Regions from separate parts of the Homo sapiens genome. Here all the other regions are linked to region 3. A link is a loop called in an ENCODE intact Hi-C map of the cell type or tissue named here. Cell type or tissue: PC-3. All regions are shown on one strand.

What was found. A loop is a pair of places that touch in the nucleus more often than their neighbours do. Peaks named below come from ENCODE experiments on the same cell type or tissue, not always from the same donor. Only the 100,000 strongest peaks of a DNase experiment are listed, where the experiment ranks them.
Region 1: a loop joins it to region 3, with 16 times the contacts of the local background. A loop is called at or near these places in 6 of 110 quality-filtered maps.
Region 2: a loop joins it to region 3, with 16 times the contacts of the local background. A loop is called at or near these places in 11 of 110 quality-filtered maps.
Region 4: a loop joins it to region 3, with 4 times the contacts of the local background. A loop is called at or near these places in 21 of 110 quality-filtered maps.
Region 5: it touches region 3 in a loop (6-fold over the local background); 64 of 110 quality-filtered maps call a loop at or near these places.

Annotation. Positions count from the first base shown.
Region 1 is chr2:25,949,204-25,954,203 of GRCh38, forward strand. It overlaps KIF3C (kinesin family member 3C), which reads right to left. Exons shown (of 8, transcript NM_002254.8): 5 at 2,586-2,702. Among named protein-coding and RNA genes, the nearest start is that of KIF3C, 31 kb to the right of the region's middle. In PC-3, a CTCF peak has its summit at 1,986 (motif pointing right); a DNase peak (open chromatin) is centred at 1,958.
Region 2 is chr2:26,328,259-26,333,258 of GRCh38, forward strand. The region is part of intron 1 of ADGRF3 (adhesion G protein-coupled receptor F3); the gene reads right to left. Among named protein-coding and RNA genes, the nearest start is that of SELENOI, 15 kb to the right of the region's middle. In PC-3, CTCF peaks have their summits at 1,954 (motif pointing left) and 2,155; a DNase peak (open chromatin) is centred at 1,983.
Region 3 is chr2:26,086,303-26,091,302 of GRCh38, forward strand. All of the region lies in intron 1 of RAB10 (RAB10, member RAS oncogene family), which reads left to right. The region is part of intron 1 of LOC105374333 (a long non-coding RNA gene); the gene reads left to right. Among named protein-coding and RNA genes, the nearest start is that of RAB10, 55 kb to the left of the region's middle. In PC-3, CTCF peaks have their summits at 1,929 (motif pointing right) and 2,142; a DNase peak (open chromatin) is centred at 109; H3K4me3 peaks cover 505 bases; H3K27ac peaks cover 1,172 bases.
Region 4 is chr2:25,988,879-25,993,878 of GRCh38, forward strand. No RefSeq gene overlaps it. Among named protein-coding and RNA genes, the nearest start is that of KIF3C, 8.9 kb to the left of the region's middle. RefSeq lists a silencer at 2,920-2,969. In PC-3, a CTCF peak has its summit at 2,836 (motif pointing right); a DNase peak (open chromatin) is centred at 2,883; H3K4me3 peaks cover 730 bases.
Region 5 is chr2:26,143,109-26,148,108 of GRCh38, forward strand. No RefSeq gene overlaps it. Among named protein-coding and RNA genes, the nearest start is that of GAREM2, 27 kb to the right of the region's middle. In PC-3, a CTCF peak has its summit at 2,166; a DNase peak (open chromatin) is centred at 2,143; H3K27ac peaks cover 398 bases.

The DNA.
Region 1 (5,000 bases), 140 kb before region 3:
GGCAAAATGTTAATAATCTGGTGAAGGGTATACGAGAATTCTTTATACTATTCTTGCAATTCTTGTTTTCAAAATAAAAAGCTGACGTGGCCAGGCGCAGTGGCTCACGCCTGTAATCCTAGAACTTTGAGAGGACAAGGCAGGCAGATCGCTTCAGCCCAGGAGCTCGAGATCAGCCTGGGTAACATGGCAAAACCCTGTCTCTACAAAAAATACCAAAAAAAAAGAAAAAAAAATTAGCTGGGAGGAGGACCACATGAGCCTGGGGAGGCTGAGGTTGCAGTGAGCTGTGATTACACCACTGCACTCCAGCCAGGGTGACAGAGTGAGACCCTGTCTCAAACAACAACAACAACAAAAGTTAATGCACACCTTCTCAAAGCCTCTCCCATCCCACAACTAGTTGAGCACATTGGTGGCACTACTACATCCAATGTAAAGAAATTCCTTCACCTGCAAACTTTAAACTCAAGAACTTTTCTAAGGACTGGTGCAGTGGCTCATGCCTATAATTCCAGCATTTTGGGAGGCTGAGGCAGGTGGATCACTTGAGCTCAGGAGTTCAAGACCAGCCTGGCCAACATGGTGAAACCCCGTCTCTACTAAAAATACAAAAAATTAGCCAGGCGTGGTAGCATGCACCTGCAATCCCAGCTACTGGGGAGGCTGAGGCTCGAGAATCGTTTGAACCCAGGAAGCGGAGGTTGCAGTGAGCCAAGATCACACCACTGCACTCCAGCCTGGGCGAAAGAGCAAGTTTCACTGCAACCTCTGCCTCCTGGGTTCAAGTGATTCTCTTGCCTCAGCTTCCCCAGGAGCTGAGACTGCAGGTGCATGCCACCACACCCGGCTAATTTTTTGTATTTTTAGTAGAGACGGGGTTTCACCACGTTGGCCAGGCTGGTCTCAAACTCCTGACGCCAAGTGATCCACCCGCCTCGGCCTCCCAAAATGCTGGGATTACAGGATTACAGGCATGAGCCACCATGCCCAGCAGAAAGACCTTTTCTTTTCTTTTCTTTTTTTTTTTTGAGACGGAGTCTTGCTCTTGTTGCCCAGGCTGGAGCGCAATGGAGTGATCTTGGCTCACTGCAACCTCCACCTCCCGAGTTCAAGAGATTCTCCTGCCTCAGCCTCCCTAGTAGCTAGGATTACAGGCGCCTGCCACCACGCCCAGCTAATTTTTTTTTGTATTTTTAGTAGAGATGGGGTTTCACTATGTTGGTCAGGCTGGTCTCAAATTCCTGACCTCAGGCCATCCACCTGCCTCAGCCTCCCAAAGTGCTGAGATTACAGACTTGAGCCACCACGCCCAGCTAGAAAGAACTTTTCTAAGCATAAGATAACCCTTCAGAGTGAAGCCTCGCCAGCATCCAACTCCAGCAAATGTCATTGGAGCAGTGGTTTTCTAGCCTGGCTTCAAATGCAGAATCACAAAACCTAAGACCTGGGACCCTTTAAATCAGACTCTCTGCAGGTATTCTAGCTCCAGCCAGGGTGGAAAACCTCTATGACAGCTGATGTACTATTGAGAATCTCTACCTAGATTGGAAAGGTGGATTGTAGGTGCAAAGTAATACCATTGAAAAGTCCTCTATTCACGTGCTTGCCACTTACAAACTTATGTGGTATCACCTTAAGTAAAATCAGCCTTTAAGAAAGATCAAATAGGCATCTAAGCTATAGTTGTTAAAAAAAAAAAAAAGAAGAAGAAAAGAAAAGGAAGAAAGGAAAAAAAAAATAACCAAGTAGGCATCTGATGCTTCAGTGAGAAGCTGTAGACCTCTTGCTAGCTTCCCATCCCAGATTTAGGGAGACTCTTGCCCTATTTTAACATTAATATTCTAGAGAGAGCAAATAATCTCCAGGAAGGTGCATTGGTGTCCAGCCTCCTAAGCACCTCTCTCTATATATTTGCAATTAAGGGCCCATGGTTCAGCCGGGCAAGGCCTCACTCTGTTGGGATGTTCTTCATGGCCACCAGCAGAGGGAGCCACACACCCAGCCAATGGCCGCAGCTGCACCCAAGGACTAGGACATGGAAACAGGTGGAAATGCTGAAATCACCCGGATGAGCGAGCGCACTGAGATTGGATCACAGCTCTATCACATCATGATCTGATTACTTATTTCCCACTGGACTGTGAGCTCGGACCATGTCTAATTTATCTTCTGTCTCCTGAGTCTTGCACAGCATCCGGCACACAGTAGCGCTTGGCAAATATTAACTGTGGTTGCTATTTCGGGCATCTGACAAATGAATATTCACCAGACCTGGCCAGATGTTAGCATTCGCTAGGATTGTCAAGAGGCTGAGATGCTCTTCCTCCCTCCCGAGATCCCTCACAAGGTATTTTCTGCATCCCAGGCCAATGAGACACTTTTTTTCCCAGAACACCCTTCCATCATAGAGACCCCTACAATTAGATCCTGAGAAATTCATCCCCCATCGGCATCCTCCCCATCTTTTCCCCAATCCACAAAACATCTGTCTCCCTGCAGGCAAGGCCTCAGGCCCCTCACCAGCCCCGACCTGGAGTGGACCCACAAGTCCCCCAGCCCAGACAGCTGGGTTAGAGACTCACACGCCGGCTGGCACCAGTGGCTGGAACTTCCACTGCTCCTCCTCACAGTCCAGGAAAAGCCGGTTCATGATCTTGTTCTTCTCCTCCGGCGGGATGAAGTTCTCGATGATTAGGTACCTGGGAGCAGGAATGAAGGAGTGATGGGAAAATGGGTGAGCGAGAGACCACGTGGTGCATGTGAGGGTTGAAGGATTAGAAGCAACAAGCCAAGAGGCAGAGGGGGCTGGGCACGGTGGCTCACGCCTGTAATCCCAGCACTTTGGGAGACCAAGGCGGGCGGATCACGAGGTCAGGAGATCAAGACCATCCTGGCTAACACAGTGAAACACCATTTCCGTCTCTACTAAAAATACAAAAAAAAATTAGCTGGGCGTGGTGGTGGGTGCCTGTAGTCCCAAGCTACTCAGGAGGCTGAGGCAGGAGAATGGCATGAACCTGGGAGGCAGAGCTTGCAGTAAGCTTAGATCACACCACTGCACTCCAGCCTGGGCGACAGAGTGAGACTCCGTCTCAAAAAAAAATAAGTTAATTAATTATTTATTTATTTTAAAAAAAGAGGCAGAGGCAATGTGGAGGTGGGGAAAATCAAGAAGTTAAGGGGAAAGGATCCCTACAGAAATACTGCAGCTTGAAAAATCACTGCTTCTAACAGGTACACAAAATTAGAAAAATGAATAAATACTTTTATTTGATAGCACAATAGGGTGACTATAGTCAATAACTTAATTGTATATATATGTGTGTGTGTGTGTGTGTGTGTGTATATATATATATATTTTTTTTTTTTTGAGACAGTTTTGCACTTGTTGCTCAGGCTGGAGTGCAATGGCACGATCTCAGCTCACTGCAACCTCCACCTCCTGGGTTCAAGTGATTCTCCTGCCTCAGCCTCCTGAGTAGCTGGGATTACAGGCACATGCCACCATGCCTGGCTAATTTTTGTATTTTTAGTAGAGATGGGGTTTCACCACGTTGGCCAGGCTGGTCTCAAACTCCCGACCTCAGGTGATCCACCTGCCTCAGCCTCCCAAAGTGCTGGGATTACAGGTATAAGCCAGCAAATTGTATATTTTAAAATAACTTAAAGAGTGTAACTGGATTATTGTAACTTGAAGGATAAATGTTTGAGGGGATGGATACCCCATTCTCCATGATGTGCTTAGTTCACATTGCACACCTGTATCAAAACATCTCATGTGGCCAGGCGAGGTGGCTCATGCCTGTAATCCCAGCCCTTTGGGAGGCCGAGGAGGACGGATCACCTGAGGTCAGGAGTTTGAGACCACCCTGGCCAACATGGCGAAACTCCATCTCTACTAAAAATGCAAACATTAGTCAGGTGTGGTGGTGGGCGCCTGTAGTCCCAGCTACTCAGGAGGCTGAGGCAGGAGGACCGCTTGAACTTGGGAGGTGGAGGCTGCAGTGAGCCAAGACTGCACCACTGCACTCCAGGGTGGATGATAGAGCAATATTCCATCTCCAAAAAAAAAAAATCTAATGTATCCCATCAATATTAATATATGCAACTACTATATACACACATTTTTTAAAATAATTTTTAAAACAAATTTAAAAATAATTTTTTTTTTTGAGACAGAGTCTTGCTCTGTCGCCCAGGCTGGAGTGCAGTGGCTCCATCTCAGCTCACTGCAAGCTCTGCCTCCCAGGTTCACACCATTCTCCTGCCTCAGCCTCCCAAGTAGCTGGGACTACAGGCGCCCGCCACCACTCTCGGCTAATTTTTTATATTTTTAGTAGAGGCGGAGTTTCTCCGTGTTAGCCAGGATAGTCTCGATCTCCTGACCTCGTGATCCACCTGCCTCAGCCTCCCAAAGTGCTGGGATTACAGGCATGAGCCACTGCGCCCGGCCTTTTTTGTTTTTGTTTTTTTTTTTTTTTTGAGACGTTGTCTCGCTCTGTCGCCCAGGCTGGATTGCAGTGGCATGATCTCGGCTCACTGCCACCTCCACCTCCCAGGTTCAAGCAATTCTGCCTCAGCCTCCTGAGTAGCTGGGATTACAAGTGCGCGCCACCATGCCCGGCTAATTTTTGTATTTTTAGTAGAGATGGGGTTTCACCATGTTGATCAGGCTGGTCTCAAACTCCTGACCTCAGGTGATCCACCTGCCTCGGCTCCCAAAGTGCTGGGATTACAGGCATGAGCCACTGCGCCCGGCCCTAAAAATAATTTTTAAAAAATTTAAAATCACTGATTCTTATGCAAAGATGGTAGCCTCAGGGCCTTCGGAGTTACTTTTGGCCAGCACCTAGCGTCCATTTTGAGGGGTTCATCAAATACAGGCAGAGGAGGTAGAAGAAACTCCAGCACGTGGGCCCATCCCTCAGCCCTCAGACGCATTTTATTCCTAAAGGACTCATGGGAGAGGAGACAGTCAGGATGAGGCCTTAGGGGAG
Region 2 (5,000 bases), 240 kb after region 3:
TCTTTGACTTTAGTTTTTAGCAGTTATGATGTGTTTAAGGTGGGCTTTCTTTGGACTTATCCTTTTTGGATTTGGCGAGCTTTTGCTTCTGTAGATTTATGTCTTTTATCAGCCACTATTTCAAATTGTTTTTCTGCACTGAATTATTTCTCCTCTTCTCTGGCGCTCTAATGACACAACTATTAGGCCTTTTTAGTTTTTTTTTTTTTTTTTGAGACGGAGTCTCGCTCTATTGCCTAGGCTGGAGTGCAGCAGTGCTATCTCCGATCACTGCAATCTCCGCCTCCCAGGTTCAAGCGATTCTCCTGCCTCAGCCTCCTGAGTAGCTGGGACCACAGGTGCATGCCCACACCCGGCTAATTTTGTGGTATTTTTAGTAGAGACGGGGTTTCACCCTGTTAGCCAAGATGGTCTCGATTTCCTGACCTCGTGATCCGCCCGCCTCAGCCTCCCAAAGTGCTGGGATTACAGGCATGAGGCACTGCGCCCAGCTGCCTTTTTAGTATTTTATCCACAGATCCCAGTGGCTCTGTTCAGGTTTTCAATCTTTTTTCTCTGGTTTTCAGATTGGATCATTTCTATTGATCTATCTTCAAGTTGACTGACTTTTTTCTCTGTCATCTCTGTTCTGCTGTTAAGCCTGGATAGACAGAATAATGACCACCCAAAGATGTCCATGTGCAAATCCCTAGAACTTCTGGATATGTAAATGTATATGTCAAAAGGGATTTTGCAGATGTGATTAAATTATGAATATTGAGAGGGATATTATCACGGATAATCTGTGTGGGCCCAATGTAATCACAAGGGTCCTTGTAAAAGGGAGACACGAATGTGAGAAACAAAAAAGCACAGGTTGAACTGATGCAGCACTTTATTTATGTAATTATTTTTTGAGACAGGGTCTCACTCTGTTGCCCAGGCTGGAGTGCAGTGGCACAATCATGGCTCACTGCCGCCTTGACCTCGTGGGCTCAAGTGAGCCTCATCCTCCTGGGTAGCTGGCACCACAGGTGTGTGTCATCACGCTTGGCTAATTTTTATTTTTATTTTTTGTAGAGATGGGGTCTCACTATGTTGCCCAGGCTGGTCTCAAACTCCTGGGCTCAAATGATCCTCCTGCCTTGGTCTCCCAAAGTTCTGGGATGACAGGTGTGAGCCACTGTGTCCAGTGAAACTGATGCACTTTAAAGATAAAGGAAAGGGCCTTGAGGCAAGGATTGATGACAGGCTCCAGAAGTTGGAAAGAGCAAGCAAATGGATTCTTCCCTGCGGTTTCCAGAAGAAATGCAGATCTGCTGACATCTTGATTTTACCTCTGTAAGATTCATTTCACACATCTCACTCTCAGAACACATTACATTACATAATACATTTGTTTTGTTTTAAGTCACTACATTTGTAGGTATTTATTATAGCAGCCATGGTAGTAATTTAATACAGAGCTCATGCAATAACTTTTACATTTTTGGTTATTATATATTTCAGTTCTAAAGTTCCCATTTGGTTCTTCTTTATATTTTCTATTTCCTCCTTGAGGCTTTTTGCCTTTTCTTTTGTTTTTAAAACAGTGTTCACATTTACTTATGGCACTTTTGTAATAGGTACTTTAATGTCTTTTTTAGATAATTCCAACATCTTTGTCATCTCAGCATTGGTAAATGTTGATTGTTTTTTCCCATGTGAGTTGAGATTTCCAGGTTCTTCAAATGCCAGTTAATTTTGAGTTTTATCCTGGAAATTTTGAATATTATGTTATGAGACTCTGGATCTTGTTTAAAACCTGTGGGAAGTGTTAATGTTTCTTTTTTAGCAGGTAATCTACCTGGCTTGGTTCAATCACAAGTTCTGATCAACCTACTGCGGACTGTGCTTCTTTCAACATCAATTCTCATTTCAAAACCTTTACGGTGCTATTCAGATCTTCTGCAGATGTGTGCCACCCAGTGGCCGGCCCGGGACCTGCGTGATGGATGGTCGATCTCTTAGTGCAGTTCTGCTGGTGGTTTGTGGTTTAGAGTCAGATCCACGCCTGTACAACTGGGAAGTGATCCCAGGAGCTCATAAAACTGTCTGGGGTCATCTTCTTGTCCTCTTCCTTTCTGGTCATTCTAGTACTTTCTGATTCCCTGGGACTCCTCTTTTTGGTTCTCTGGCCAGAAATCCAGGGCTTTATTTCCCTGCTTTACCATGCACTTACTGTGACTGTTCACAGGTGGGGCCTTGTAGCAGAGACAAAAAGCAATGGAGGTTTGCCTTGCCCTCTTGGCACCATAAATTCTGATCAGAGGAAGTTCCCCTCCCTCAGAGTTCTCGGCTCCTGCGGATCCTCACCGCCACTGCTGCCATGGGATTGCTTAGAGGCTGGGTGTGAAAGAACAGAGAAAAAAGAAAAAAAAGGTAGAATTTCCTCCACTCTCTCTGAGTGTTAGGGTCTTCCTTCCCTCTCCTTGAGCCAGACCTAGGGGGTTTCTTCTGTAGTTCTGTCTGTCTGTGCAATTGCCCATTTCTGGATTTGAGGTTGCCTTGAGTTCAGGCCAGTGCATACCAGAAGAAAAAATGTGAAGCTCACCACCAGTTCGGTGGTATGTTGAATTCTGGACTTCTTCCCCAATCCACCTGCTACTATTTACTTTCTAGAGTCCTCAAATATCAGTTCCGTGCATCTTCACTCAGTGGGAGAGACAGGGTGGAGGATGCTTACTCCATCTTTTCTAGAACTGGGCCCCTGCGTCTCACAATTTTGATATGTATTTTTATTATTTCATTCAAAATATTTTCTGATTTCCCTTTTGATTTCTTCTTTGTCGGCTACTTAGAAGTGTTATGTCTTAATTTCTAAACAAAAGAAATTCTCTGGTTATATTTTTGTTACTGCCTTTAGCTTGATTGCATTCTTGTCAGAGAAGATCATCTTTATGATTATCAATCTTTAACATTTTTGAGGTCCGTTTTATGGGCCAGCTTATGGACAGCTTTTGTAAGTGTTCTGTATGTAATAAAAAAGTATGTGTGGCCAGGCGCAGTGGCTCACACCTGTAATCACTTTAGGAGGCCGAGGCGGGTGGATCACCTGAGGTCAGGAGTTCAAGACCAGCCTGACCAACATGGCGAAACCCTGTCTCTACTAAAAACACAAAAATTAGCTGGGCGGGGTGGCACGCACCTGTAATCCCAGCTACTCAGGAGGCTGAGTCAGGAGAATGGCTTGAACCCAGGGGCAGAGGTTGCAGTGAGCCGAGATTGCACCACTTCACTCCAGCCTGGGTGAAAGAGCAAAACTTCATCTCAAAAACAAACAGACAAAAAAGTATATGTATTCTGAGCTGAGCACAGTGGTGTGTACCCGTAATCCCAGCTACTTGGGAGGCGGAGGTGGGAGAGTCACTTGAGCCCAAGAGTTTGAGGCTGCGGTGAGCTATGATTGTGCGCTGTACTGCTGCCTGGGTGCAGAGTGAGACCAATCTTTAAAATACAAAAAACAAAAGGCAAAAACAAAACAAAAGAAACAAACAAAAAACCTTTAGATATCTGTTATAAATAGCACATATTTTGGTTTAGTTTTTTTTTTAATCAGTTAGACTACCCTTACCTTTATTAAATCATTTATGCTATTTATAGTCAATTATAATCACTGATAAGTTTAAATCTGTTGTCTATGTGTTTTCTATTTAGTCCACTTTTTCTGCTCCTTTTTTTCTCCCTTATTTCCCTGTTTTGAGTTAATTTCTTTTTATAATTATCTCATTTGAACTCCTCCCCCATTAGCTTTTAGTTACACATATTTTTACCACTTATTTAGAAAGTTTCTTTAGAGATGATAACATGCGTCTTTGACATCTCAAGGAGTTTAGAACACTTTAACTTCTTTTATTCCCCAGACTTCTACACTGGAATGTGTTAAAATAGAGATCTGTTCAGTAGTTGGGTAAACGAGTTTGCCTTGTGAGGGGACAGACATTTTAGACACTGGGAAACACAATTAAAAGTACACAGGTATGATGCAGATTGTTGTGCTGTCAGAGAACTACAGTACTGCAGTTTGGGATCATTGCTGCCAGAGGTGTGAATAGAAATGGAGGTGGAATTAGATCATGAAGGGCTGTCCATACTGGAAAGCAGGATGGGAAGCCAACAAACTAGAGAGCAACTACTTGAAAAGAAATAGCACAAAACAAAAAGTGATGAATACAAAATTAGGCCAGGCATGGTGGCTCACACCTGTAATTCCAGCACTTTGGGAGGCCAAGGTGGGTAGGTCCCATAAGCTCAGAAGTTTGAGACCAGCCTGGGCAACATGGTGAAACCCCGTCTCTACAAAAAATAGAAAAATTAGCTGGGCATGGTGGTATGTGCCTGTAGTCCCAGCTACTTGGGAGGCTGAGGTGGGAGGATCACCAGAGCCCAGGAGGTCAAGGCTACAGTGAGCTGTGATCATGCCACTGGTCTCCAGCCTGGACAACAGAGTGACAGTCTGTCTCAAAAAATATATATACAAAGTTATAACCAAACTTTATGTTAATTTTTTTTTCTATTTTTGCAGAGACAGGGTCTCACTATGTTACCCAGGCTGGTCTTGAACTCCTGGTCTCAAGCAATCCTCCCACCTCAGCCTCCCAAAGTGCAGGGATTATAGGCACTAGCCTCCATGGCTAACCCTCAAATCTCAAAGATTAAGAAAGTTTTAAATTTTGTATTATAACTGTATTGTTTGCTTGTTTGTTTCTCCGACAAGATAAACTGAAAGTTAATTCAAACTTGAATGCCTAAGGAACCACAGGTATTCATCAACACTCCCTCCTCTCCTAGGAAAATATTTCCTTCCAGGTTTTCCCTAAATCTTCCACCTCCCTAGTACTTGTAACCAGTGAAATACTTCCTCGACTTATTGCCTCTACTCCAGAACCATTCACAGTGCTCTTTGGAAAGCATGTTTTGTTATGAGCAAGATTCTTTCCAGTATCAAGTTTTTCTTAGAACACTCAAGTTAATCCCTTATA
Region 3 (5,000 bases):
GGACTTGTGGAGTTCAAAGACGTACAAGTGATCAACAAACACATGGAAAGTTCTCAACATCATTAGTCATTAAAGAAATGCACATAAAAAACCACAATGAGGTATCATTTCCTACCCACTAGGATGGCTATTTAAAAACACAAAAGGAAAGTAACAAGTATGATTGAGGACGTGGAGAAATTGGAGCCCTTATACGTTGCTCATGTGAATGTAAAATGGTACAGCCACCATGGCAATTCCTTAAAAAGTTAAACTAAGGTTTCCCATGTGACTCAGCAGTTCCACCTGTTGTGTATGCCCAAAAGAATTGAAAACAGATACTCAAATACATGTATATGCATATTCATAGCAGCTCTATTCATAAAAGCCAAAAGGTGGAATTTAACAGCTCTATTCATAAAAGCCAAAAGGTGGAAACAATTTAGATTTCCATCAGGAGATGATTGGATAGACAAATTATGGTGTACGCATACAGTGGAGTATTATTCAGTCATAAAAACGGTATACTAATATGTGCTGCATAATACGGACGGACCTTAAACATACTAAGTGAAAGAAGCCAGACACAAAAGCTAACATGTTGTTTGCTTCTATTTCATGAAGTATCCAAAATAGGTAAATCCACTGAGACAGAATACAGATGAGTGGTTTCCAGGGACTGGAGGGGAGGGGAGAATGGGAAGCTGCTGAATGGATATGGGGTCGTTTTGAGGTGATGAAAACATGTTGCAACTATTTAGAGGTGGAGGTTACACAACATTATGAATTGTTCACTTTATTTTTTCTTTTTTTTTGTTCGCTTTAAAGTGGTCAGTTTACTGTGAATTTTACCTCAAAAAATAAAAATGAACAGAACTTAGTGTAGGTTAAAAGCATGCATGGTATGAATCAGACATGGTACTGAATACTGGTTCTGCCATCTGTTAATCCTGCAACTTTAAGTAAATTACCTTGAACTCCCTGTTTTATAAAATAGGCATATTGGTACTCTCAGGATTTTTATGAATAGTGAGACAGTATATGTGAAATGCTTAGCACTCTTAGTAATTACCTAGTAAACATTAGTATTACTGCTGTTATTGCTGCTGCTGCTGCTGTTGTTGGTGTTACTATTATTATGACGAATTTTCGCTCTCGTTGCCCAGGCTGGAGTGCAATGGCGCAATCTCGGCTCACCGCAACCTCTGCCTTCTGGGTTCAAGTGATTCTCCTGCCTCAGCCTCCCTGGTAGCTGGGATTACAGGCGCCTGCCACCATGCCCAGCTAATTTTTGTATTTTTAGTAGAGACGGGGTTTCACCAGTTGACCAGGTTGGTCTCAAACTCCTGACCTCAGGTGATCTGCCCACGTTGGTCTCCCAAAATGCTGGGATTACAGGTGTGAGCCACCACGCCCAGCCTTTCTGCTGTTACTTTTTATTTTATTCCTCATTTGCAGAAAGGAAATAATACTATGAACTAGGATTATCCTGAGGTTTTAATGAGTTAATCCATGCAAAGATCTTCTAACAGTGCCAGGCACATTGTAAAATGTTAACTACGCTGTTACTATTATTACACAAAAGGATCTTTAGAGGAAACTTTCACATTCTACATTTTCACATCTGCATACAGATAAAGAAACAAATACCCATATTGGAAAATGACCTTTTCAAAATGTATACTGTTAGTAACAAAGCTAAGACTAGAACCTGGTCTTGAAATCCAATGCCTAAGCGGCATTCAAACGATACAGGTGTATGATTATTTCCTTTCCAGGTAGGTGGAAAACACTTGATTTTCACTTGTTAAAAACCCCAGAAATGGATCATTTAACTATAAATGATGGTTTGGTTATTTGGTTGGTTGGTTCTGCCTGCATTAATTACTGTGTATTGATAAGTCATCAGAAGCCAAGCTCTGGAAAACTGATAGAGTGGCTAGAGGTTGCAGTTACTCCTCTTGCCACTGGATGGTGCTTCTGCAACATCATTAAGGCAGATATGGTGGCTGATACTGTTTTTCTCTTGAGCAGCTAAAAATTGAAATACTCTTGAGCTGGGCCCTAGGAATCTGTAAAAAGTGAGAATTTCCTTTAGTGTGTTTTTACATAAGCAAAACCAAAAAAGGAATCACTGTTTGGATCAAACCCTGTGATTTCTGTGCTAATTTAGCAAATGGTAATGTTGCAGGAGAGTCTGATTATTTCTTCTGACAGAATTTCAGAGGGTGGTAGGCTTTTCTAGCATCTCTTATTAGCTGAGCTATTGACTTTCCTCTCATCTCTCAATTTTATAAGCTTTTCCACCCTGTTCATCTTTAGTTTAACTTGTCCCCCCACCAAGTTGGAGTCTTGCGAATCTTGCTCTGTCGCCCAGGCTGGAGTGCAGTGGTGCGATCTCGTCTCACTGCAACCTCCCCCTCCCCGGTTCAAGTGATTCTCAAGTGATTATCCTGTCTCAGCCTCCTGAGTGGCTGGGATTACAGGCGCCCGCCACCATACCCAGCCAATTTTTGTATTTTTAGTAGACACAGGGTTTCACCGTGTTGGCAAGACTGGTCTCGAACTCCTGACCTCGTGATCCGCCCACCTGGGCCTCCCAAAGTGCTGGGATTACAGGCATGAGCCACCATGCCCGGCTTATCTTCAGTTTTTCTTAGGTGTTTGCATGTGGGTATATAGGGTGGGGGAGGGTGGAAAGTACACACTAATGAAACCATGATATTTACTTGAAAAAAGTTTAGCGCTATGAAAGTTGTGTTTGAATGTGACTACAGGAGAAAAACTGGAGGGAATAAGACTGGAGAGGTGGCTTGGGGCCATGCTCAGAAATATATTTATTCATAGAGAGTGATGATTGAGGCCGGGCACGATGGCTCATGCCTGTAATCCTAGCATTTTGGGAGGCCAAGGTGGGTGGATCACTTGAGGTCAGGAGTTCAAGACCAGCCTGGCCAAAATGGTGAAACCCTGTCTTTACTAGAAACAAAAATTAGCCGGGCATGATGGTGGGTGCCTGTAATCCCAGCTACTCAGGAGGCTGAGGCAGGAGAATTGCTTGAACCCAGGAGGTGGAGGTTGGAGTGAGCAGAGATTGCGCTGCTGCACTCCAGCCTGGGCGATAGAGTGAGACTCTGTCTCAAAAAAAAAAAAAAAAGAGAGAGTGATGGATTGAATTGAAGTGGTTAAGCAGTGGAGAGAATGCATTTGTAAACATACCTCCTTCTCTGTTAGCCTCATTTTTATTTCTATTAATAGGTACAGATTTTTAGAAGTCTTATTACTTCAGGGCTGTGACAGTGAAGCAGCAACTGCAACAACAAATTCTTGCCCTGTATGCACCTGTGCCTTACCTTTCCCAAACATTTTTAGGCTTTTTCTTCTGTTATTCAACTCCATATTCTCTAGTCATATGTTTCTAAACTTTAAAAAAACCTAGTCTTAGAAACACTCTTCTTGTTATGGAAGATGAGAATTTAATACTCTTACACCACCAGATATTCCTGGCACCTCTTTCTTAATCATTTCAATTAGTAATAAATATTTTGGTTAACTGCTAAGCCAAGTAGTGTACTATAATTGCATTTTCTTTTTCGGACAACTTTTTGTTTTTTTGTTTTTATTGTAGTTTACAGTTCGTTGTTACATTTGCCTAGATTTCAAGGCACTGTCTCTTCTTTATCTCATGTAGAATTGTCAGATCCTTTTGTTTTTCATATAAATTCTAATACTGTTTCCTCCTTCCCACTCCCAGGAAAAATCCCCCCTGGAACTTTTCTGTTCTGAACTGGTTGCTCTCTAGGCAATTTTGTCTACCCTTTACTTCACACTGTTGAATGGATTTCATTTCTTCCTCTTTGTTGGTTTGGTAAAGCAATTTCTTAGTGCTATCTTAGAAAGGATGCATGGGAGCTAAATATTTTGAGATCTTCCATGTCTGGGAATGCCTTTCATTTGGTTTTGGCTGGATATAGGTTGAAAGTATTTTTAAAAGATACTGTCATTTTGTCTTCTGGATTTTAGTGTTATTGAGAAGTTGAGAGTTGATCTTTTAAGGTGGCTTAGTTTGTTTCTGCGCATACTTTTATAAACTATTTCTGGTATTTTGAAATTTCATTGTGATGTACTTTGGTGTAAGTTTTATGCTTATTGTTCATTATGCTAGGTTCTTGGTGGGTTTTTCAGTTTAGAAGTAGATTCTTTTAGTTCTGTTTTCTTGCCTTTTTTTTTTATTATTTTCTATATGTCACTTTCTCTGTTCTTTTTCAAACTTCTGTTAGATGTCAGACCTCTTGGTTTGCTTTTCTAATTTATTATGTCTCACACTGCCTCTGTTAACTTTTTTTTTTCCCTTAATTGTTTTGATATCTGGCCGGATGCAGTGGCTCATGTTTGTAATCCCAGCACTTTGGGAGACCAAGGAGGGCGGATCACATAAGGCCAGGAGTTCAAGACCAGCCTCCCCAACATAGTGAAACCCCCTCTCTACTAAAATTACAAAAGTTAACTGGGTGTGGTGGCACAGGCCTATAGTCCCAGCCGCTCTGGGCACTGCAGCAGAAGAAAGGCTTGAACCTGAGAGGTGGAGGTTGCAGTGAGCTGAGATCATGCCACCGCATTCAAGCTTGGGCAAAAGAGCGAGACCCTGTCTCCCCCCCCAAAAAAAAAAAAAAAAATTCTGATATCTCATTGGAACCTTTGGCCTGAGGCGCTAAAAAGCTGATGGAAAGCAGAGTAGAAAAGGGTGGGGCTTGTCAAGTGATGTTTCAAATTAAGGGCAAAACATGTTTCTCAGGGACTCTTTAATTTCTCCAGAAAACATCATTTATCTGTTTATTTGACAGATATTTCTTGGATTGCCTGCTAAATGTCAGGTATTGTTCTAGGTATGGGGAATTTAACTCAATTAAACAGATAAAAATCTCTACCCTTTTCAGTCTCACATTTTGGCAATGAGAGATGAATAATAACAGAAATAAGGACACGTTAAAGTTTAAAAGTCAGGAAGAAGGTTAGAAGTG
Region 4 (5,000 bases), 97 kb before region 3:
TCCCATATGAGCATCACCTCTTCTGGGAAGACTTATTTGACTCCCCTGACTCTACCAGAATTATTTTTCCTTTTGGCCAGGTGCGATGGCTCATGCCTGTAATCCCAGCACTTTGGGAGGTTGAGGCCAGTGGATCACTTAAGCGCTGAAGTTCAAGACCAGCCTGGGCAACATACTGAAACCCCCATCTTTTAAAAAAATTAATTAATTTGTAAAAAAGAAAAAAAATTTCCTCTCTTCATGTTGCTATAGCTCTCTGTTTAGCTAGACCCCTAGTACTCATCACAGTTTGACTTGTACTGTGGCTAACTGAGTCTGTCTCTCTCACCATAAAGTGTTGAAGACAAGGGCCATGTTTTTTGTCTTTGTGTCTCCTTTTCCCATACCCAACACAGTTCTGGCTGCAATTAAGGTAGTTAGTATTTGCCCGAGGGCGGTGGCTCATGCCTGTAACCTCAGCACTTTGGGAGGCCAGGCCAGTGGATTGCTTGAGCTCGGGAGTTCGAGACCAGCCTGGCCAACATGCCAAAACCTCACCTCAACAAAAAACACAAAAATTAGTCAGGTGTGGTGGCATGTGGCTGTAGTCCTAGCTACTCAGGAAGCTGAGGTGGGAGGATGGCTTGAGCCCAGGAGGCAGAGGTTGCAGTGAGCCAAGATTGCATCACTGCACTCCAGCCTGGGCAACAGAGAGAGACCCTATTTAAAAAAAAAAAAAAATATATATATATATATAGTTAATATATTTATTATATAATATTGTTATATAGTTAATATAGTTAATATTGGCCATTAAGCAAATGAATTAATTTTTTTTTTTTTGAGACAGAGTTTTGCTCTTGTTGCCCAGGCTGGAGTGCAATGGTGCGATCTCGGCTCACCACAACCTCTGCCTCCCAGGTTCAAGTGATTCTCCTGCCTCAGCCTCCCAAGTAGCTGGGATTACAGGGATGCGCCACCACATCCAGCTAATTTTTTGTGTATATTTTTAGTAGAGACAGGGTTTCTCCATGTTGGTCAGGCTGGTCTCGAACTCCCGACCTTAGGTGATCCACCTGCCTCGGCCTCCCAAAGTGCTGGGATTACAGGCATCAGCCACCGCACCTGGCCATGAATGAATGTTTAAAGACCTTCAAGGCAAGAATAAATAAATAAATAAATAAATAAATAAATAAATAAATAAATATGTATTAAAAAGGCCGAGCGTGGTGGCTCACGCCTGTAATCCCAACACTTTGGGAGACTGAGGTGGGCGGATAACAAAGTCAGGAGTTCAAGACCAGCCTGGCCAACATGGAGAAACTCTGTCTCTACTAAAAAATACAAAAATTAGCCGGGCGCCTGCAATACCAGCTATTCGGGAGGCTGAGGCAGGAGAATCGCTTCAACTCAGGAGGTGGATGTTGCAGTGAGCCGAGATCGTGCCATTGCACTCCAGCCTGGGCAGTAAGAGCGAAACTCTGTCTCAAAGAAAAGAAAAAAAAACCTTCAAGGCAAGAGAATGGAAAGGTGAGACAAAGAAATCACAGTAATAAACCCTTAGATTTGTAGTGTGATTAACAGTTAATAAAGTATTATCACATTTGTTACTCACTTGATCTTCACATAAATCCCAGGAAAGGAGAAACTATTAATATCCTCACATTATAAGGAGGACCCTAAGCTTCAGACTGATTAAGTGACTAAGAAAGGAAACGCAGCCAAGTGGCACAGTCTACAGACTCCAAACCTGCAGCCCTCCTAGTGTTTCCCCTGTGCTACGGGGTGAGCTTCCTATGATGGTAAGGTACAGATCAGTTGCTTCCCAGTCCTGGTTTGAATGACAACTTCATTGAATACAGACCCGTCACTGGCTTGGTGGGAGGAAGAAGCTCCTTTGCTGCATTTCCTTTGATAATGAAAGTTCTTGGCAGGGCGCAGTGTCTCACGCCTGTATTTCCCTGCATTTTGGGAGGCCAAGGCAGGCAGATTGCTTGAGGTCAGGAGTTCAAGACCAGCCTGGCCAACATGGAGAAACCCTGCCTCTACCAAAAATACCTTAATTAGCCAGGTGTGGTGGTAGGTGCCTGTAGTCCCAGCTACTGAGGAGGCTGAGGCAGGAGAATCGCTTGAACCTGGGAGGCAGAGGTTGCAGTGAGCTGAGATTGCGCCCCTGCACTCCAGCCTAGGTGATGGAGCGAGACTCTGTCTCAACAACAACAACAACAACAAAAGTCATTTTTCCACAGGGGATTCCCGTTCCACCACCTTCTTCCAGTGTGGTCCCAATGACAGCCACAGTAAGATTCTACAAAGAAGACAGAGTTCACTCTTTGGTAATCCTGGGGTCTACAAATGTTCAAATACAAGTAATTCAGGTTTGGATTTACCCTACAAAAACCAAGTTCTGGCTGGGTGTAATGACTCACACCTGTTATCCTAGTACTTCGGGAGGCTGAGGCAAAAGGATCCCTTGAGCCTGGGAGTTTGAGACCAGCCTGGGCAACAGAGGGAGACCCTGTCTCTAAAAAAACAAAACAAAAAACAGGCCAGGTGCGGTGGCTCACGCCTGTAATCCCACCACTTAGGGAGGCTGAGGTGGGTGGTAAATCACCTGAGGTCAGGAGTTCAAGACCACCCCGGCCAACATGGCGAAACCCCGTCTCTACTAAAAATACAAAAATTAGCCAGGCCTAGTGGCACGAGCCTGTAATCCCAGCTACTCAGGAGGCTGAGGCAGGAGAATCACTTGAACCTGGGAGGTGGAGGTTGCAGTGAGCCGAGATCGTACCACTGCACTCCAGCCTGGGCGACATCTCAAAACCAAAACCAAAAACAAACAAACCAAGTTTTGCCAGCAGAGGGAGACATGACTATGTGACAGAATTACTGGATGAGCTCCAATTTCTGGGCTATCAATCGTTATGCAATTACCTAACTGTATGAGTTATTACCTAACTATAGGAGTCTACCAAATGTGTCCAAGCTTGATTTCTCATTGTGCCTCTTTCCTCTGCAGCTTCCTGTCTACAATCTCTGCTGTAATTTCTGGTGAACAGGATTTGTCAACCTAAATAAAAAAATCATAGAAAAATCTGAAAATTAAGACTCTGGATATTATAAAAAGAACAGTTCATAGTTGTTCCCCTTTACTGAGAACCTAATGGGTGGGTCACAGATGTTTTATCTAATCTTCACATTCACTTACCTGGTAAGTGGCTGCACTGGAACTTGAGCCTAATTCCTCCCACTCGAAAGACAGTGTTTTTCCTACCACCCTGTCCTAAGCCCTGAGGCTCAGCCCTCAATCCACCTCTATCTGGTCTAACTCTACCTTCCTCTTTCAACACTACCTGCCTCCTCCAGACCTAGGGGCCTCTTCCTTTCCTTACCTTCTGGGGCAATTTGTACGATGTGCAATTACCATCTGCTTTTTTAAATGGTGCTATCCATCCATCTATGAATATATTGTGTCTCCCCAACTCGAGTTCTTCTAATTTGCTATAAGTAAGTGTCTTGTTCCAAAAGTAATTTAAGAACATTTTTAAAAGAGTTTTGACCAAACTCTATATAGAATTGTCTCAATTTTGTTTTAAAGCATCGTACATGTTGACTCCTCTTCCTCTTACCCTAAATACAATTCATCAACAAATGCTATCCCGGTTCTACTTAGAAAATCTGTTGATCCTGATTCCAAAACTCTCCATGCTACCACCACTACCCTCTTAGTCCATGCCCCCTACATCTCTCACCTGCACGCTGCAGTAGTATTTTAACAGGAACCCCTGGTTCCACCCTTATCCTCCTACTCTTCCTCTGCGACAGAACAGCTAGAGTCTTCCTTCAGAACTACATATCAAATCATCCTACCTCCTCCTCTCCATCCTCCAATGACGTCTCATCCCTCTCAGAACGAAATCCAGGCTGGGCGCACTGGCTTACGCCTGTTATCCCAGTACTTTGGGAGGCTGAGGTGGGCGAATCACCTGAGGTCAGGAGTTCAAGACCAGCTTGGCCAACATGGCAAAACCCTGTCTCTATTACAAATACAAAAAATTAGCCGGGCATGGTAGTGCATGCCTGTAATCCCAGCTACTTGGGAGGCTGAGGCAGGAGAATCACTTGAACCCGGAAGACGGAGGTTACAGTGAGCCGAGATCATGCCACTGCACTCCAGCCTGGGTGACAGAGAGAGACTCTGCCTCAAAAAAAAAAAAAAAAAAAAAGAAAGAAAGAAAAGAATGAAATCCAAAGTCCTTGTTGGGGCACGTACACTGTACTCTATCAAGCTCCTGGTCCCTTCTCCTGTATCATGTGTTCCTATTCCCCCCTTCCCTACTCTCATCCAACAACACTGGCCTCCTTGTTCCTCAGTCCTGCCAAGCACCTTCCAGCTTGAGGGCCTGCGCACTTGCTCTTTCCTCTGCCTGCAAGCTCTCTCTCCCAGCGTCTCACTCGGCTTCCCTCCTTCCTGTCATTCACTTGTATTTGCAAATGTCATCTCCTCAGAGAAGCTTTTTTGTCCGTGCTTCCTAAAATACTTCTTTGTCATTCCCTATATCCTTACTCCATTTTGTTTTTCTTCACAGCACTTACCACAATATGACATTCTAGATATTTCTTTATCTGTTTATGTTTTCTTCTTCCCATTAATGTGCAATGAGATAATTTCTCCCAGTGCCTAGAAATATGCCTGGTTCAGGCCCGGCACAGTGGCTCATGCCTGTAATCCCAGCACTTTCGAAGGCTGAGGCAGGCAGATCATGAGGACAAGAGATCGAGACCATCCTGGCCAACATGGTGAAACCCCGTCTCTACTAAAAATACAAAAATTAGCCGGGTGTGGTGGCGGGCACCTGTAGTACCAGCTACTTGGGAGGCTGAGGCAGGAGAATCACTTGAACCCGGGAAGCGGAGGTTGCCATGAGTCGAGATGGCTCCTTTGCATTCCAGCCTGGGCGACAGAGTGAAACTCCGTCTCGGGAAAAAAAAAAAAAAGAAATATGCCTGGTTCATGATAA
Region 5 (5,000 bases), 57 kb after region 3:
TAAAGGCTGTGCACCAAGATCCGGGTGTGCCCTCCAAAACAACAACAAAAAAGATTGTGCATCAAGACCAGTGCTCAAAATTAGACTTAAAAGAATTGGTCTGCTAAGGCCCTGTAGTCACTGCTGATCAACACAGACATCACGCCCCAAGAATTGTCCCTGCTGCCTCTGAAAACTGGCTGCCGCCAGTGCCAAAACTCCTGCAAAGGTGGATGGATACTGTATGGATTCTGCTTTGTTTCAGTGGCTTCTTGTTCACAGTCTGGATGGTTATTGGTTGGTGAAGCCCAAAATACATGCCCCTGCCCCAGGTGCCAGGGAAGTGGGGAAAAGGGAGAATCTCTTGTTTTCAGCTTCAATAGTGGGAGGTGGCCTCTGACTCTAAGATGGGGGATTTAGGTAACTGGATGGGCAAAAAGAGTGACAAATATCTACTATGCCAGTGGTGTGCAAACTTTACTGCACATTAGGGGAGTGCTTTTAGAAATACAAGCACTGGCTCTGTGCAGTGGTTCATGCCTGGAGTCCCAGCACTTTGGGAAGCCGAGATGGGAGGACTGCTTGAGGCCAGGGGTTCAAGACCAGCCTGAGGGTATAGTGAGACACTTTCTTTACACAATAAGCAAACAAACTAATGCCAAGGTTGCACCCCAGAATTCCTGAGATGATAGTGGCTTTTTGTTCGTTTTTAACTTCCTATGTGATTCCCATGTGCAGCCAAGTTCATGAACCAGTTCCCATACCCTTGCTACTCAAAGTGTGTTCTTCAGATCACCTGCATGGGAATCACCTGGGAGCTTCTGAGAACTGCAGCTGCTCTGCACAATTCACATCTATGATTACACAAAAGCCCCAGAGGAGTCTCACACAAATTACAATTTGAGAAAGGTGGCCCTATGCTATTTTCCCAAGGCCAGCCCGAATCCCACCAGCAGGTATATTCCCCACTTCTGAGCAGAGCAGTTGCCTTTCTCTTCTAAATCCCGAGAAGAATACATTTGGCCTGCTTTTCCGTTGGGCATTTATTGCCTACTTCCTTGTTTGTGGTTAACTGGCTTATCTCTTTAATGGATTGTGAGCGAGTGGTGGGCAGGGACTCTAGTCCTTTTTGTGTTTTCACAAATCTTATTGCATTGCTGTCCACGCAGCAGGTGCTCAGAACATGCAGTGAGTGAACCGGTGACGTTCCTTCAGCTTCCCTCTCCCATCACATTCAAGCAGGGGATGCAGCGGCCTCCTTTTCCCCACCCCCACTTCCATACATTCACAGTCCCATCTTGATTCAAAGGCAACTTCAATTATAACTTTTAGTCTGGGCACAGTGGCTCACGCCTGTAATCCCAGCACTTGGGAGGCCGAGTCTGGTGGATCACTTGAGGTCAGGAGTTTGAGACAAGCCTGGCCAACATGGTGAAACCCTGCATCTACTAAAAATATAAAAATTAGCCTGGTGTGGTGGCACGTGCCTGTAATCCCAGCTACTTGGGAGGCTGAGGCAGGAGAATCACTTGAACCTGAGATAGGTATTAGTAAGCCGAGATCATGCCACTGCACTCCAGCCTGGGCAACAGAGCAAGACTGTCTCAAAAAAAAAAAAAGAAAGAAAGAAAAAGAAAAAAGGCGGGGCCTGGTGGCTCATGCCTGTAATCTCAGCACTTTGGGAAGCTGAGGTGGGAGGATCACAATGTCAGGAGTTTGAGACCAGCCTGACCAACATGGTGAAACCCCGTCTCTACTAAAAATACAAAAATTAGCCAGGCATGGGAACGCATGCCTGTAATCCCAGCTACTCAGGAGGCTGAGGCAGGAGAATCACTTGATCCTGGGAAGCGGAGGTTGCAGTGAGCCGAGATCACACCACTGCACTCCAGCCTAGGCAACAGAGTGAGACTCCGCCTCAAAAAAAAAAAAAAAAATTTAAAGTTCAAATTTATTCTTACTACTTCCGGGTATTGGATACATTAGTTGACTCCTGTGAATCATTTCCTTGTCTCTAAAGGAGATGGACTCGAAAGCTCTCCAACAGTTCAATGGAAATATTCTACAATTCTGTAGTCCACCTTGCTGGATTAGCCAGGACTCCAATACCCCAACTCTTGTGGGGTTGGCAGTGGGGCTTGCATGGAGAAACTATAAATTAAACGTAGGGTCGCTCCGCCACCGTGTGACCAATGCTGGAAACTGCATTTCTTCAGTGTGCCATGAGAGATTTCTCAAAAGCCCATCAAGATTTTAGGGTAATATATAGCCACACAAAATTAAATGATCTCTCCCTACCCCCACCAGCATGGCAGACACGGAATTTTAAAAGTATAAACCTACAAAGATAAAAATTAGGGAGCAAGAGACATCAGCAAGTGAGAATTAAAATTTTTATGTATGTAAATATTAGTCTTTAAAAAATGGAAGATGGAAAACAGAGCTAACTGACGTGGAGCATAAGTTACAACCTCATTGTTTTCAAAGGGGGATGTCGATAAGAAGTGGGTATATTTTCTCTGATGGGATCCCAAGAGTTCCAGGATTTATAGGTACCAGTTACCATGGACAACTGAGGCATATGGCAATGGGCTAAAAATGGAGCAAGGAAATAACGGATCCCAAGTGTCCCTTCCCACCCCTCACAGCCAGGAGTTGCTGTCACCCCTCTTCAAGCCTTATTATTTGCAGAAATGAAACTATAGAGGCTTCAGATGTGAGGCCACCAGGCCCAGAGAGAGGTGGAGGTGAGTCATAGTATCAAAAACAAGGAATGAAGTGGACGCCTGTCTTGAATAATGGGCTCCTAAGCTTCTTTCCTTCATTCTTCCTTCCCTTTCCCAGAATTTTAGCAGCCAAATACATGTACTCAGGCAGAAGATTAGGAAGTCCTTCTGTCACATGGAAGTTCACCAACAAAAAGGCCCCTTATAGCAGATTCCTCCAGTTCTGAGGACATATAAACACATACAAAGTTTCCAATCTACCAAAACCGTATATACGAAATCAGTCAACATAAAGAAAAGTATAGGAAAATTAATAACAATCTACAGAAAAAAATAGCCGGGCATGGTTGCACACACCTATAATCCCAGCCACTCAGGAAACTGAGGTAGGAGAATTGCTTGAACCCAGGAGGTGGAGGTTGCAGTGAGCTGAGATTGTGCCACTGCACTCCAGCCTGGCAACAGAGCAACAACGTCTCAAAAAATAATAATAATAAAAATAAATAAAATAAATAAAAATAACAATCCACATACCTGACACCCAGATTGAGTCAGATATTCAGTTCTTCATGTTGACATAAAAGAGACAGTAAAACAACTAACAAACATAAAAAGGAGACTTCAGGGGAAAAAAGGTAAGGAAAACCAAAGAAAAACCCCAAACTCACTTTAAGCAATATTTTTGAATGACATGGGATCCATAAATTAAGAATAGGATGCTATAAAAAAGAACAAATAATGAAAAAATGATCTCTAAAATAAAAACTATCCACTGAAATAAAATGATTCAAGAGAAGAATAGGCCAGGCACAGTGGCTCCTGCCTGTAATCCCAGCACTTTGGGAGGCCCAGGCAGGCAGATCACTTGAGGACAGGAGTTTGAGACCAGCCTGGCCAACATAGTGAAACCCCGTCTCTACTAAAAATACAAAAATTAGCTGGATGTCGTAGCACATATTTATAGTCCCAGCTACTCGGGAGGCTACTCTGGAGGCTGAGGCAGAAGAATCACTTGAATCCAGGAGGCGGAGGTTGCAGTGAGCTGAGATCAAGCCACTGCACTCCAGCCTGGGCAACAGAGCAAGACTCTGTCTCATTAAAAAAAAAAAAAAAAAAAAAAGTGGGGGAAATAAATTTCTGTTCTTTATAAATTAGCCAGTCTATAGTATTCTGTTATAGCAGCACAAAACAGACTAAGACATAAAGTAATTATCAGAGAGAAAATACAAAAATAGAAAAGGAACTTACTTGTCAAATGTAAAGGCAAAATAAATGACATATTCAGATATGCAAACAGGTAAATGTTTTTTTCCCTTGCTGTCCTTCTCAGGAATCTACTCTAGGAAAAGGAAAGAGTACACCAAGGAAAAGAAAAGCCGGAGACTCAGAAAACAGGGACTCAAGTGTGGGCCAGTCCTGGAGGGGCTATGTAGTTGGACTTGGAAGCAACCTACCCAGAGGGGAGCAGGAAGACAGTCTCCAGGAAAACCAGTGGAAGAAATAATATTGATAGGTGGGTGATATAGCTGAGGGACAGTGCAAAATCATGAGGATAAAAAACAAAACCTTTCTCTCTGCTGGGAGCAGCTCTCTGAGAGCTAGGATAAAATCTGTCCTGCCTCACACAGGATCCCCAGTGCCTGACTATTCCTGGCACATAGTAGGTGCCCAAGAAATATTGTTAAATGAGGCCAGGCATAGTGGCTCACACCTGTAATTCCAGCCCTTTTGGAGGCCAAAGCAGAAGGATCTCTTGAGCCCCTGAGTTTGAGACCAGCCTAGGCAACATAGGGAGAGTCCATCTTTACAAAAAATAAAAAATTAGCTGGGTGTGGTGCTATGTGCCTGTGGTCCTAACTTGAGGTGCTAAGGTGGGAGGATCACTTAAGTCTGGAGGTCGAGACTGCAGTGAGCCATGATCACACAAGTGCACTCCAGCCTGAGCAACAGAGTGCAGACCCTATCTCAAAATATATATGTGTGTGTGTGTGTGTGTGTGTGTGTATATATATATATATATATGCATAGTTAGATGAGTGAATGAATGAATGCATGAAGGAGAGCAGATCAAGCTTCCCATTTGTGCTTTAAGCCGGGTGCTAAAGTAGACCAGCTAACCTGAGCACCTGAGCGCCCCTCCTCCACTACAGATACCTTAGAAATACAACATCAGTATAATTTTGAATGCATAATCAAGTCCTCAAGAAAGCAAAGATAATCTGAAGGAGAAACAGGTCACTTACAAATCATTTTTGTTTTGTTTTTATTGTTGACATATAAAAAACCATACATATA